Linked DNA regions of Homo sapiens: all the other regions are linked to region 1. A link is a loop called in an ENCODE intact Hi-C map of the cell type or tissue named here. Cell type or tissue: heart right ventricle. All regions are shown on one strand.

Region 1 (5,000 bases):
CAGCATGGCCCTGCCCTGCCCCAGAGCCTCCACATAGGAATGCCAGTGTCATGAATCTTAAATTCCATCCCAGCTGCATGGGCAACATCAGCCCCACCCAGATGGAGTGGGAAGGGGCGTGGGATGAGCTTGCTGAAGGGGCGGCCATCTTTCTAGTCCCGCCTCAGTGTCATGGTAGCCAGGCAGATGTCTGTGAACACTTGTGGAAAAGTGGGATCCAAATATGAAGAGCTGCTGCCTCCCTGCCTGTGGCTGTCCTCTGCCTGGGCTATGTTCATTTCTCCTTGCGGTCTAAGGGAATCTGCTCTTCATGCCCCCATCTCCTGGGCAGGTACCCTTGGAACTCCCATAGCTATCCTGCAGTGTCTTGGATGCTCTTCTGCATCTTGTGTCTCCTTGTGATGATAAACTCCCTGTTAAACTGCCTGAGGCCTGAGATAGCTGAGGCACTTCTCCTACCTCCTCCACACATTCCTTCCATTAACACGCTGCCCTGGGTGCCTTCGTCAGATGCATTTGTGCTCTTCCAGTAGGACCCTGAGGGAATGCAGCCCCAGAGCGATTTGCCGGCAGGCGCTGTGCTTTCTTGCCTTTGCTGGTCCCCACATCTGGACACCACCTCTGCCTTTCCAACGCCCGACTCCTCTTTCCCTAGTGCTGTGAAATCTCCCCCTCCTTTGAATTCCAGACTGCTTAATTCCATTCCTTCTTGCAGCATTTATAATTATAGCAATAACTAACCTCTGTCTGGCTAGTATTCCTTACAAAGCACTTCCCCATATATGATCTTTTCTTATTCCTATGAAAAGAATTTGGCAAATAGCTGCCCTGCATTTCATATTTTCTATGAAGATTCTTTACATATATGTCACTCTTTTTTTTTTTCTGAGAAGGAGTCTTACTATTTTTCCCAGGCTGGAGTGCAATGGCCCGATCTTGGCTCACGGTAACCTCTGCCTCCCAGGTTCAAGTTATTCTCCCTGTCTCAGCCTCCTGAGTAGCTGGGACTACAGACATGTGCTACTTCACCAGGCTAATTTTTGTATTTTTAGTAGAGATGGGGTTTCACCATGTTGACCAGGCTGGTCTGTAACTCCTGACCTCAGGTGGCCTGCCTGCCTTGGCCTCCCAAAGTGCTAGGATTAAAGGCATGAGCCACTGTGCCCAGCCACATATATACCACTCTTAATTGTCACAGCAGAACCACAAGATGTGTGTTAGTGTGCCTGTTATACAGATGAAGAAACTGAAGTGTGGAGAAGCGAAATCCCTCATGAGTTTATCTAGCCAGGAGTTGAACCTAGGTCTGCCCAAAGCTTTGTTAGCTGTCAAAGCATGTGGCCTGTGGTGCTCTACTGGGCTCCATTTATAGAGGTGGAAACAGTGGCTGGGTGACTGAGAAAGAACTTGTACCAGATGGCAGATGCAGGACTGTGTCCCGATCTGAATACAGACTCCAGGCTTCTCCCTCGACATCTGCCACACAGTTGCTGATGTTCATGACTAATCTTAATCTTTTGATGTGAGCAACATGAGGGTAAGATCAGTGCCCAGGATGCTAAATTACCTATGAAAGATAAAGGAGGAGGGAGCAGGAATGGGTGGGAGATCCTCAGACCACAATGCCACCTGCTACCGGCAAAGTGGGGGCAGGCAGGCAGGAGGACTTAGGGAGGAGAGCTAGGACTACAGTGCGGCTCTGAGAGGGCCTCCTCAGGCCCAGGGGCAGGCTCCAGGCACAGGTTCCATCCAGGAGGCCTATCCTGGGCAGATGTGGCCTGGCTCTAATCCTCCCTCATGCTCACTCATGGCTGGGAGAATTCAGGGAGATGGTGGCCTTGGTGCAAATGCCACAGTGATTCTAAAGGCACACAGCTGCTGGCTGTCAGTCAATTGCACCCTTGGCCAATGCTCTCTGAAAAGAAGAGCTGAGCAGTGCACCTGCATGAGAACCACGTGGACGAAGCCAATGCTTTGGACTCAGAAAGACCTGACTTACCAGCCACGGGTTCACAGGTAAGTCAATTAGTTTTTTTGAGTTAATTTACTTACCTTTGGCTGACAGATGGATTAAATGAGGTATTGTATGTAAGATGCCTGTCATGATACAGCTGCTCAAAAATGGGCAGTTACCTTCCCTCTGGGAAGTCTGCTATAGTGGTTGGCAGGATAGATTCTGGAGAGAGATGGCTTAGGTTCAAATCCTGTTTCTGCTACTTGTTAGCTGTGTGATCTTGAACAAGTTACCTAACCCCTCTGGGACTCAGGTTTCTTCTGCAAAAACTGGAGATAATAATAGTTCTTAACCTCAGGAGGGATATTGTGAAAACTAAATGAGATAATCCATGAAGAAGTCAGAATGTAACAGCTATTACTGATGGCCTGTATCCTTAAGGATAAAGGGAAATGCATAGCAGTGGCCTGCAGAGGGCAGTATCCCCACAGCAATCTGATTTGCCTCTGGGCCAATGCTGTTTCTGGGCCTTTCAAGTTCAGAGCAGAAAGAAACAAGGTGTACAAAGCACAGCAGAGTGACTAAGTGACAAAATGTGCCAGAAGAGATGTGGAGAGCATGTAGAATAGGTAATATTTTTAAAAATATTATTTATTGGTGGGTGGCTGCAATGAAACAGAATGGAGAAAAATATCAATAATTTCAAATAAAAATCCTATGCACAATTTAAGGTGAACATGGAAACCAAAACTTCTCATAGAAAATGACACACCTGCTCTCTTTGGACATGTCTTAGGAGCCCCTGGAGTCTGGTGGCCTGGGCCCTAGTTTGTTTATACAATTTGTGTCAGAGATCAAGACACTCTTTGAAAACACCTGGAAAGCAACTTAAAGATCAACAGTTTAGAGCTGAGTGAATTGAAAGTGGAGTGCTTTGGAGTTACAGGCATCTGGTATGTAATACCAGCTCAGTCCCTATGTAGCTGGGTGATTTTTTTTTTTTTCAAGTCAGAGTCTCGCACTGTGGCCCAGGCTGGAGTGCAATGGCGCCATCTCCGCTCACTGCAACCTCCGCTTCCTGGGTTCAAGTGATTCTCCTGCCTCAGCCTCCCGAGTAGCTGGGATTACAGGCATGAGCCACCACGCCTGACTAATTTTTTGTATTTTTAATAGAGATGGGGTTTCGCTACGTTGGCCCAGGCTGGTCTCGAACTCCTGATCTTGTGATCTGCCTGCCTTGGCCCCCCAAAGTGCTGGGATTACAGGTATAGCTGGGCGACTTTAAGCCACGCGATTCATCTCTCTGTGGGATGCAGACAACCTTTTGAACAGTCAGAGCAAAGGGCCAGGCCAGGGATTATCATCAGTCTGTATTCCATGCCACATCCCCTCAAAGTCCTTTTTGATTTGCCCCTATGCTATCCTGCAGGACATTCTTCTAGTTTCTTAAGCATCTTGGATAAAGGGGGGCATTTTCTTACACCCCCAGTGTGCCTGTCACTCTTTTTGCTTCTGGTGAATAACTGCAATGTCTACTATCTAGTCTCCTAATTAGGTGTCTCTTGGGCCACCATTAACCATCGTCAAACACTGAAATCCCTACTGCTCTTTGTCATGGAGTCTGCTTCATGTACAAAAATACAGTTTATGTTGTTTTCAACCTAAATGTCTAAATCCCTGCCTCATTCTGTACATATCTTTCTGTAACTTGCCCTTTTCACTTAATCCTGTACCTTAGAGAGTTTTCCATGCCACACATAAACATTGACCTTGTTCTTTAATGCTACAATGGCAATCCACTGTAGGAATGTCTAGAATGAAAGAATTCCAGTGTCAAAGGCTATTTAGACTTTTTGAATTTTCCCCTTTAAAAAGCAGTGTGGCAAGGGTGCCTGTGTGTGCCTCGTCCATTTCTGCAAGTCTTTCACTAGGATGGATCCTAAAAATGGGGTTGCCAGGTTTCAGGGGTGAGCATGTAGAATTTTGACAGATACTAACAAGTCACCCCCAAAGTCTGTGCCTACTTATCATATAGTGTGGTATAGTATAATACAGCATAGTGTAGTACAGTGTAGCATAATATAGTGAGGCACAGTATCATATAGTGTAGCATAGCATAGTGCAGTATAGTGTAGAATAATATGCTATAGTCTGGTATAAGATAGTATAACATAGCATAGTGTAGCAGAGTGTTCTAACACACTCTTTATTATAGTCCTCAGATGACAGGTAATGTTTTATGTCAAAAATTGAGGAACTTGAGAGGCATATAGCCTCGTGGTCAGGAGCCAGATATTGCATTCAAATCTTAACTCTACCCCTCACAATTTTTGTGACTTTGGGCAAGCAACTTAGTCTTTTGTGACTCAGTTTTCTCAATGAGTTAATATATGAAAAACACTCAGAACAGGTGCTGGCAAGCAGCAAGCAGAGACCCATTGTTTTGTGCCACTGTTATCCCAGTTTCTCTAATCTGTAACACCTGGGGTGTTGGTGTTCTTAATGTGTGAGAAGTCGCAAGACACATGGGGTGCATGCAGTCAGAGAATACATTTCACTAGTAGATTTGTTGAAATAAGTAGTTGATAAATACCTAAAATGCTTTTACATGGAAACAAATGTATTTATGAAGAAGAATGCAAAATTGGTATAAATTTGAAAATATGGAACCTCAAAAATAGAATACCTGTTGAGGGCTTCTATGAACTCGATACTTCACCCCACTCCCTTTGCAGGTGCTCGCTTTGGATTATTCTGGAGTGAAAAGGTCAAATAATTAGAATAATTCATGGTGGTTTGCCTTCTGAAAAAAACTGAGGATCTTCGTGGGTCTAGATTTGCTTTCTTTGGTTTCCAGGTACTAATGTTTTTTCCTTAGCAATGAAATGCAAATTATTCTCATAGACAGCCAATATTGATGTTTCAGCAAATCAATGAACAGATGTTTTGCTTGAAATGATTTCTAATTAGTGCTCTATAAATGGCTGGAGTTTAAAATAGTCAACTAGGTAATCAGAGTTAGCCTTCATTTCCTATCTTACTGAGT
Region 2 (5,000 bases), 930 kb after region 1:
ATATTAGAAAGGGATTTTTCTGTCGAATACATACTAAGTAAAAATTATGGATTACCTGCTGTGTAAATTATTTGCATGCCTACGTCTACTTTTTTTTTTTTTGAGATGGAGTCTTGCTCTGTCGCCCAGTCTGGAGTGCAGTGGTGTGATCTTGGCTCACTGCAACCTCTGCCTCCTGGGTTCAAGAAGAATACTTCTGCCCCAGCCTCCCTAGTAGCTGGGACTACAGGTGCGGACCACCAAGCCCAGCTATTTTTTTTGTATTCTTAGTAGAGACGGGGTTCCACCATATTGGCCAGGCTGGTCTCAAACTCCTGACCTCGTGATCCGCCCACCTTGGCCTCCCAAAGTGCTGGGATTACAGGCCTAAGCCACTGTGCCTGGCCTGCCATCTACACTTTTAACAAGTAATTTCAGTTGCACAGGTGATACAATAATTTCTCCTTGTAGAAAAATTACAGACAAAGGCCAGGCACGGTGGCTCATGCCTGTCATCCCAGCACTTTGGGAGGCCAAAGCAGGAGGATGGCTTGAGGCCAGGAGTTTGAGACTCTCCTGGGCAACAGATGGAGACCCTGTCTATATATAAAAAAAGAAAAAAAATACAGATAAGGCTTAAGTCACCTTTGTTTGCCTTCTTCAGTCCCCATTTTCCCCTGGCTGCCACGGTTTTCAGTTCGTTATTTATCTTTATAGACTCTTTTCAGTCCATTCTCACTTAAGTTCAGTCAGCATTTACAATGTGTCTGTCACATGACAGACCAAGAATATAAAGATAAAAAAGATATAAACCTCACGCTCAGAGAGTCCACTGTCCAAGAAGGGAGAGAGACACCTTCTCAACTGGCAATCATATGTCACGATAGTCTGGTAACAGATGCTAAGGAAAGTCACAGAAAGGAGGTAACTTTTGGCACGACATTGAAGGATGCCTCTGATTCTGGGCAGAGATGAGATGAAATGAGATGAGATTGAAGGGCATTCTAGTAAAAGGAAAGAATTCTAAGACATAGACATTGGAAACAAGTTCTAGGTCAGACCTAGCTGGAATGTATGATTTTTGTGAGCATTCTTTGGTGATAAGAATTTTAGTAGTATCATAGTTGTCTATATTCAATGTGGCATATTTTCCTTAGTAAACCTTCTTATTGGTGAGGTTTCTGTTCCCAAAGCCAGAGAAAGCCCTTGGAGCAGCCTGAGCTATAGCAGGTCTTTTCTGTCCAGTATTATTAATAGTTGTCCTATACTATTGCAGCCTGATTTCCATATGCATTTCTATGCTTTTGTGTAGTCGTCTCAAAGTCAAATACATTGAGGCAGTGATGCAGGAAGGGCAGGGAAGGTGGCACAATGGTGTGCTGGTTGGGATGTCCCTTCCTCAGTGTCTCCTGATTCTTGGCCATGTGTGAAGTACCCTGTAACTTATTTAGTATTAATTAATTATGTTTGAGATGGAGTCTCCCTCTGTTGCCCAGGCTGGAGTGTGGTGGCATGATCACAGCTCACTGAAGCCTCATGAGCTCAGGCAGTCCTCTCAACTCAGCCTCCTAAGTAGCTGGGACTACAGGCACACACCATCATGCCTGGCTAATTTTTAAATTTTTTTTGTAGAGATGAAGTTTCACTATATTGCCCAGGCTGGTCTCGAACTCCTAGGCTCAATCAGTCTCCCACCTCGGCCTCCCAAAGTGCTGGGATTACAGGTGTGAGCCACTACGCCTGGCACCATGTAATTTATTGTTCAACCAGGGTACTTTTGAGAGTCTCTTTTTAAAATTATGCCAGGACAACAGGTGTAAATTTTGACTGTCCTGGGGAAACCTAGATGTGTGGTCCCCCTTGCCATGTGGTAATTTGGGCCCCCAAGTTTGCCAGATCTCTAGATTTTTCAAGAGAAAGCAGAAATATGGATTTCTATGTGAAATCTCCTGATTTTAAATGGCTTCTGTTTTTAAAAAAGACACTGCATGGGCCAGACTGGCAATGCCAGTTTACAAACTCAGCTTTAGTGTATGTAATTATAATCATGAACATTTAGGATTAACTTTTGTAGAAGATTCCCCCCAAATAGGGCTCTGCCTTTTTTTTTTTATCAGTCAGCTATTGCTGCATAACAAAATACCACAAAACTCCTGAGCTTAAAAAAAATAAGCATTTATTATTACTCACCAGTCTGTGAGGCGACCGGGTGGCTCTTTTGGTCTTGCTGAACTCACTAATGTATTTGTGGTTCAGCTGTGACTCAGGATGGAAGCTTTGCTGATCCTGGCTGGACTTTCTCAGGTGTTTGAATGCTGGTTGGCTATGGGTTGGTCTAGGATGGCCTCAGATGGAACAGCTGGGTTTCCCTCTCCTTGGTCTCTCATCCTCCAGCAAGCCCAGGCCTATTCTCATGGCGGTAGTAGGTAGACGGTGGACATGAACAAGAGTGGCCTCTTGAGGCCAAGGCATGAAACTGGTACTCTGGCATTTCCACCGCATTCTGTATTGGCCAAAGTAAGTCACAGGGCCAGCCCAGATGGAAAGGATGGGAAAAACACACTCCAGCTTTGATAGGAGGAACTGCAAAGCTACCTTGGAAAGGGGATGGGTGCAGGGAGGGGTAAAGAATTGGGAACATTATTGCAGTCAACCTACTACAATTACTTGTTCTTGTTTTTAAAAATTATGTACTTTAATAATGGACAGATAAAAGTATCTTTTTTTCCCCTTCAGATAAACGAATTAAGCTTTACATGAGAAGGCTACTTTGTCTTCCAAGCCCTCAAAAATGCATGCCTCCTATGCCAGGAGGCCTAGCTGTCATTCAGCAGGAGCTAGAAGCCCTAGGCTCTCAATATGCAAACATTGTGAATCTCAACAAACAAGTGTATGGACCATTTTATGCAAATATACTTCGAAAGCTGCTCTTCAATGAGGAAGCCATGGGGAAGGTAGATGCTTCACCTCCTACTAACTAAAGAAGAACTGACATTGGACGAGAGATTGGAAATCCAGTACTTTGGTATCCAGTCCACTTCCATTGATGGCATTAGAGATCCAGCACATTCTCAGTACTGTGGTGCAGTATTAGCCCAAATCTGTGTAATGGGTAATATTAGCATTACAGAAGACACACACATCACATAGACCCTCAGAAGACGTAAACATCACATAGACCCTATTTGTGCATCATTTTCAAGTTTAAAACAAATATTTGTAATGAACAGAAAACAATTTGTAATTAATTATATTACCTATATAATACTTGTAAATGTTTTCTTAACCATTTATATTTGGCTTATGACATTTAACCCCTAAGGAGTTGTTTTTCTCACTTGTTATTATCAAACCTAATGGTTTTTAATTTTGGTACAACTCCTTAAAGGGTTGAAGGTTGTGACAATAACTGAGGGAACTGATGTTCTGAATAAATGATGTGAAGTAAACACAATTGTATTTGAAATGTACAATTACATTTTATTAATGTGTTAATAGAAACTTTCAAAGTAAGTCCTCAAATTCCACAAATGTACCAAATCACACTTTATAATACCAATGGTCAGTATTTATTTAGAATTTTAATGTATTAAGTACATTTTCATGCTATATACAAACTTCAGATAAAACCTCCCTTGTTTGTTTAGTGAAAATAGAAGCAACTCCCTTCTCAAATTATTCTAGAAGTTTGTTTCTTCTTACAATTTAGTCTGCTCTCCAAGAAAAACAATTTTTGCACAAATCTCTTAGTGAATGTCCTTGCAGTTCTCAGGCCATTGATAAGGTTTATATAAGAGTTTAATATTTTTATGTGAGGCAGGGCTCATTTGGTTTACTTGTAAGAAGAAGAAAGGGAGTCAATGATAAAATGAGATCCCATTCTCCATGAAGTTCATATCTGAAAAAGAAACAGTTAAACTTTGGATTTCTTACCCATATAACTTAACTACCAGATGTCTTTTGTGCTGATGAAAGCTTTACCGTGTTATGACCAAGATGCCCTCCTAAGGATCATTATCATTTGCCTTTTTTTTTTTTTTTTTTTTTTTTTGAGACGCAGTCTCACTCTGTCGCCCAGGCTGGAGTGCAGTGGCGTGATCTCAGCTCACTGCAACCTCTGCCTCCTGGGTTCAAGCAATTCTCCTGCCTCAGCCTCCTGAGTAGCTGGGACTACAGGCGCCCGCCACCACGCCCAGCTAATTTTTGTATTTTTAGTAGAGACAGGGTTTCATCATGTTGGCCAGGCTTGTCTTGAACTCCTGACCTCGTGATCCACCCACCACGGACTCCTCAAGTGCTGGGATTACAGGCGTGAGCCACCATGCCCGGCCTCATTTGCCATTCTTTTTTTTTTTTTTTTTCTTTGAGATGGAGTCTCACTCTATTGCCCAGGCTGGAGTGCTGTGGCACAATCTCGGCTCACTGCAACCTCTGCCTCCCGGATTCAAGTGATTCTCCTGCCTCAGCCTTCCGAGTAGCTGGGATTACAGGCATGCACCACCATGCCCAGCTAATTTTTGTATTTTTACTAGAGACAGGGTTTCACCACATTGGTGAGGCTGGTCTCAAACTCCTGACCTCGTGATCCGCCCGCCTCAGCCTCCCAAAGTGCTGGGATTACAGGCGTGAACCACTGCGCCCGGCCTCATTTGCCATTCTTGAGCGTTAAATCAAACCTTGCAAAGTTGGGCACTAGTTGCCACTGAGACTTTAGAGAAATCTGCTTATCCTGGAATTACTCTTCTTGGAGTGCTGCGGGAAGCACTGCAGTTGGGAGGTACTTGGTCTAAAAAGAGCTTCATTTGCATAAAATACATTTTTGATTGTTTTGTTTGCTAAGGACTCAATTGAGCCCTAGTAATTTGGTGAGGTCGAGTGGGTAGAAAATAAAAAGAAGCATTCCTTTCTTCCCCAACCTTCTTTTCCTCACCACAACCTTCACCATTACGGTGTTACTTCATTATTTTATGAAGTTCTAGGAAATGATTGTGTGAATAAATTGTCTCCATTGTTTATATTTG
Region 3 (5,000 bases), 730 kb after region 1:
AATGCAACTCTAGCAAAACAATAAAGTTGTATTTAATAAAATTTTCATTTGAAAATTTAAATTTAAAAAATCTGAAGCAGTGTAAAATATATTTACAGTTGATTATATAAAATTATATAACATTACTTATATTTATTTTATACATATATATTTATTTTATATATATTTTATATATCCAACAGTATAGAGCTAGATCTTATTCTTCTAAGAGAAGCATAGGTCTGGCTTGTAGTGGGTGCCTTAGGAATGTTGAACAGATGTATGGATGGATGGGTGGGTAGATGGATGGATGAATGGATGGACGGATGGATGGACGGATTGATCGATGAATTTATTTGATGCCTTTACTTTCTCCCTAGTTTGCCATTCAATTTCCTATTCTGGAAATGCATAGCCCAGAAAAGAGAGTGAGAATGAACTTAAGAAAAAAAGTGAATTCACAGAAATCTTCCTTGGACTCCAATTTGCCTGTTTGCCCCATTGGGCAAAGTTCATACAAAACAAAGTTCTACTTTCCAATCCACACAGTTCAGCAACCCAGTACCTTCAACTCTGCTCAGATGTCACCCTCACCATGGGGCCTTTCCTGACCATCCTGTCTACAATTGCAGCCCACCTTCTCCACCTCCCATTCTGCTATTGGCGCTGCTTTCCTTCCCTGGATGCTTTATTCTTCACCATTGCATTTACCACCATATAATATATTATAAAATTTCTTTATTTGTTGTGTTTGTCCCCACATAGCAGGAGTTTTTATTGGTATTATTCACACATGAATCCCTAGTACCTGCTATATAGTAGGTGCTCAATCATTATGTAATGAATGAATGGGTGGATGAATGGTTTGAGTTGAGTTCTAGCAGCTCTTCCACCATTCAGCTCTGTGACCCCAGGAAGTGACTGAACCTCAATCCCTCCATACGTAAAATAGGTATAGTAATAATACTTAGTACATAGGATTGACAGGATACAATCCTACAGAGTTAATGATTACCTTGTAGAACTATGAAAATGTCTATGAAGTGTTTAACATAGTACTACATAGGCACGTGGTAAACACAGACAAAACATTAGCTGCTATTATTATTGTTTAAATAATATTATTATTAGATTTATTCTATCAGGTCTATAGCAAGCATGTAAAACAATTACCATTTCCCAAGTAATTATGTCCCAAACAAACAAACAAAAAAACTGGGTCAGGAAAAAATAGCCCTGGGACCTAGATTTCCTATATAACTGCCTACATTTATCTGTGCTGTGTTTATTTGTATTCTTTTAACTCTGGAAAACAGGTCTCTCAGACCCACCCTGCCAAGACCCAGGGTGGCTCAGTGTCAGGCCCTGCGTCCATTCTGTTTACTGTCACCAGGGACTAAGGCTCTAAAAGCAGGCACGAGAGGGAAGGCATTCCAGGCGGGTCACCAGCCCACCCGTGACGACAGACGCTCCCGGCCCACCTGCTCTGGGACGCTCACACAAGCCTTAGATGGCCTGGGGCCTGGCAGCTCGCCCAGTGGAGCCAGCCTGCCCGGCAGCCGGCTAGCTGGCAAGGGATGCATTAGCTGCCTTCCTGGCAGACAAGCCACGTGCCCTAGATTCCTCTCAAGGGCCTGCTTCTCCTGCTTCTCCCAGCCTCATCCTTTGAAACCCTTAATTTAATAGGCATATTTCCAGTCTGCCAACCCCTTCGTGATGCTCTTCATTCGCCTGTTCACTCATTCATTCAACAGATGTTAGCTGAGCATCTATGATGCTGCAGTCATTCTGCAGATAAAGAGTAATACAAGATGGTCCTCTGCCCTCGAGGAGTTTCTAATACCTCCCATCAGCATGATGCTTTACAGTTTACAAAACACTTTCCCACAAGTGGTCTTTTTTAATTCTCAAAATGATACTTTACTTGGGATTAGATATTTTTATTTCCCACGTTTTTCATGGGATATGCTAAGAGATCGAGAGACTACCCTATGGTCTCGCAACTTACAAGCTCAGGTAATTTGGCTACATAATAGCTAATATCTGAGCAACCAAAAACTTCTCCAAGAAAGGGAGAAGAAATCACATCTCACCAATAGTTGTTATATAAAAGTCACAAAAAGTCAGCTCCTTGAAAGATAAAGTCTATTTGACTGTATATCTAATGGCTCCAAAAAGAAATTGCATGTTTTACATATATAAAAGTCACAAAAAGTCAGCTCCTTAAAAGATAAAGGCTATTCGATTGTACATCTAATGGCTCCAAAAAGAAAGTGCATGTTTTGCATGGTGAGGAGACAGACTGATTTCCTCCATGACAGAACAAGGGACAACTGGGAAACTTCCAGGAATTCGGATTGAGAACCTCGCCAGATCTAGGATCTATCTGTCCCTGGCCTCTCCCATATAAATGCCCCACTCAGGACTCTTGAAACATCTGAACTCAAAACCCTGACTGCCCAAATTAACTGGATATGGACAGATGCTGGAAACACGCACACAGGTATGAACAACACCTCTTTCCCCCAGAAGCACCATTTCCAGCGTCCCTACCTTCAAACCTGAAGTTCTCCAGGGGAAACATCAGGTAGCTTTATAAGGAAAAACATCTCCCCACAGCTCCACCAAGTGGCTGGGTCTGCCCACTGAAAACTTCTCCAAGAAATGGAGAAGAAATCTAGTTCACTTCAGTGCAAGCCAAGGTACAAAATAACGACTAGGACCAAGAAAGAGAAGTTGGCCAAATGGAAATGGGGTGGAGAAATTCTGGGGAGACCCAGGAGGCATGGATGTCCTCAGGGCAGGGAGAAGGAAGGCGGTTGAAGCTCTTTAGCAAAAAGTAATTTGGCAAAAATATATAGACTCAGAGCTAGAAGTAGCCAACACTTCCCTTCTAATAGATAAGAGAACTGAAACCCAGAGACGTTCATGCTCTCATCGTGTGACAGAAGGGCAATGGTGGACCCTGTGCAAAACATGGTACTGGTGTGATCTTACTTAATCCATGTGAGTCTACGGCGGATGTATTACTACTTCCCAATTTTACAGACAAAGATAGGGCGAGAGTCAGCACGCTATGGCCCCCTGCCTGTTTTTGTGCCATACACAAGCTAAGAATGGTTTTTACACTTTTGAGTTGCTTTTGAAAATCAAATAATAATAATATTTCATGATTCATGAAAATTATATGAAATTCAGATTTCAGGGCCATAAATATAGATTTATTTGAACACAGTAACATCCATTTTTTTACGTACATCTATGGCTGCTTTTGAGCTAGAAGGGCAGAACTGAGTAGTTTCAACAGAGATCATATGGCCATCAAAGCCTAAAATATTTACTATCTGGCTCTTTACAGAAAAAAATACCAGCTCCTAGAATAGAGACTCAAAGAAGTCAAAGAACCCAAGAAGAAGTAATACGATGGAAAGAGAACAGAAGGATGGGAAGGAGTTAGAAGGCCAGGTCTGTCACTAACTGATCTGTAAGACCAGGGATAATAATAAAATGTCTTACTGGGTTTGTTGGATGGATGGATTAAAAAGTTTAAAACATGCAAATACTTTGTCAGCTGCGAAGGGCTCTACATGTTGTGTCTATTATTTATCAGACTAGAGCCAGCTTATAGTCTCAATTTCCCAACATTTCCCATCACATCACACAGTCTCTCCTGGCCTTAGTTTCCCCATCTAGAAAATGGGGATAATGATACCCTCCATACCCTCCAATGTAGAGACATCATCAAAATGAAAAAAAAAAGAGAGCATCTTTGTGAAAGCCACTTCTAAAATAATTTGTAGATACTTAGTTTCAGGGTTCCAATCTCCTTTTTAAAATGAAACTGAATGCCATGAGTTTTCAGCCTCCAAGGTAGAATTTCGTGAGCCAGAGAAAGGACAGCACAAAGAAATCCAGCCTGGCTTCAGCTTGGAGTCCCGCTTTTTCAAAAAGAGCAGCTGTCTCACTGTTCTTTCGAAAGGGCAACTGATTGGATTCTCTGTACCTTCATTATGCTGGAAAGGTCATTTAGAGAAATTAATGTGTCCTTGGGGGATTGCTATCGCTATCCAGTAGTCCCCTCCAGCCTTGCACTTCGCTCTCACCCCTGGCTTTTCACGTTACCAGCTGGCAAACTTCAGAGGTGGTACCAGCCACTCATAGCAGACAGAGAGCAGGTGATGAGTGGACTCTGGCCATAGGGACCAATCTCTGTACTGACAGAGTGAATGAGAGGCCAGGTGGGGTGGCTCACTCCTGTAATCCCAGCACTTTGAGAGGCCGAGGCTGGTGGATCACTTGAGGTCAGGAGTTTGAGACCAGCCTGGCCAATTTGGTGAAACCCCGTTTCTACCAAAAATATAAAAAATTAGCCGGATGTGGTGGCTTGTGCCTGTAATCCCAGCTACTTGGGAGGCTGAGTCATGAGAATCACTTGAACCCAGGAGGTGGAAGCTGCAGTGAGCTGAGATTTCGCCATTGCACTCCAGGCTAGCCTGGGAGACAGAGCGGGACTCCCTCTCAAAAAAATAATAAAAATAAAAATAATTTTAAAAAATAGAGTGGATGAGTAGTCCCTAGGGCAGTTCTAGAAGAGAAGCAAAGACCTACTGCTGAGGCAGGAGCCGGTGAGCAGCCCACTCGGTCCACACCTGGCCACAGCACAGATACAGCAATTTTCCAGAGAAAATTTAGATAAACACTTTTACCTAAATGTCCCAGTAGCTCTCACCAAAATACTTGGGTCATTGGCCTACCTGCTGGCTCAGACTTTAGTATCCAGTGTAGCCCCTTAGAATCCAGCTACATCCATCTAAAATAAGTCCAGCCAAAGTTGAAGGGAATAAAACACAGAGAAATTCCAATGTGAGAGAGGCTGTGTAATATTGAGAATGAAAGCTCTTGTAGTCTGATCTGGGTCAAACTCCAGCTCCCTCCATTTCTAGCTGCGTGACTTTAGGTAACTTGCTTAACTTCTCTGGGTCTCAGTTTCTGCATCTACAAGATGGGAAGAATGCCTAACA

What was found. Hi-C counts contacts between places; a loop is a spot of excess contacts. Peaks named below come from ENCODE experiments on the same cell type or tissue, not always from the same donor. Only the 100,000 strongest peaks of a DNase experiment are listed, where the experiment ranks them.
Region 2: it touches region 1 in a loop (5-fold over the local background); 10 of 110 quality-filtered maps call a loop at or near these places.
Region 3: it touches region 1 in a loop (5-fold over the local background); 102 of 110 quality-filtered maps call a loop at or near these places.

Annotation. Positions count from the first base shown.
Region 1 is chr12:105,418,411-105,423,410 of GRCh38, forward strand. No RefSeq gene overlaps it. Among named protein-coding and RNA genes, the nearest start is that of C12orf75, 90 kb to the left of the region's middle. In heart right ventricle, a CTCF peak has its summit at 2,425 (motif pointing right); a DNase peak (open chromatin) is centred at 2,441.
Region 2 is chr12:106,343,571-106,348,570 of GRCh38, forward strand. It overlaps TCP11L2 (t-complex 11 like 2), which reads left to right. Exons shown (of 10, transcript NM_152772.3): 10 at 2,716-3,433. The coding sequence ends at 2,960. Among named protein-coding and RNA genes, the nearest start is that of POLR3B, 12 kb to the right of the region's middle. In heart right ventricle, CTCF peaks have their summits at 2,436 (motif pointing left) and 2,637; a DNase peak (open chromatin) is centred at 2,372; H3K27ac peaks cover 1,492 bases.
Region 3 is chr12:106,146,696-106,151,695 of GRCh38, forward strand. No RefSeq gene overlaps it. Among named protein-coding and RNA genes, the nearest start is that of NUAK1, 10 kb to the left of the region's middle. RefSeq lists an enhancer at 1,504-2,003. In heart right ventricle, CTCF peaks have their summits at 2,607 (motif pointing left) and 2,810; DNase peaks (open chromatin) are centred at 1,496 and 2,600; H3K27ac peaks cover 2,447 bases.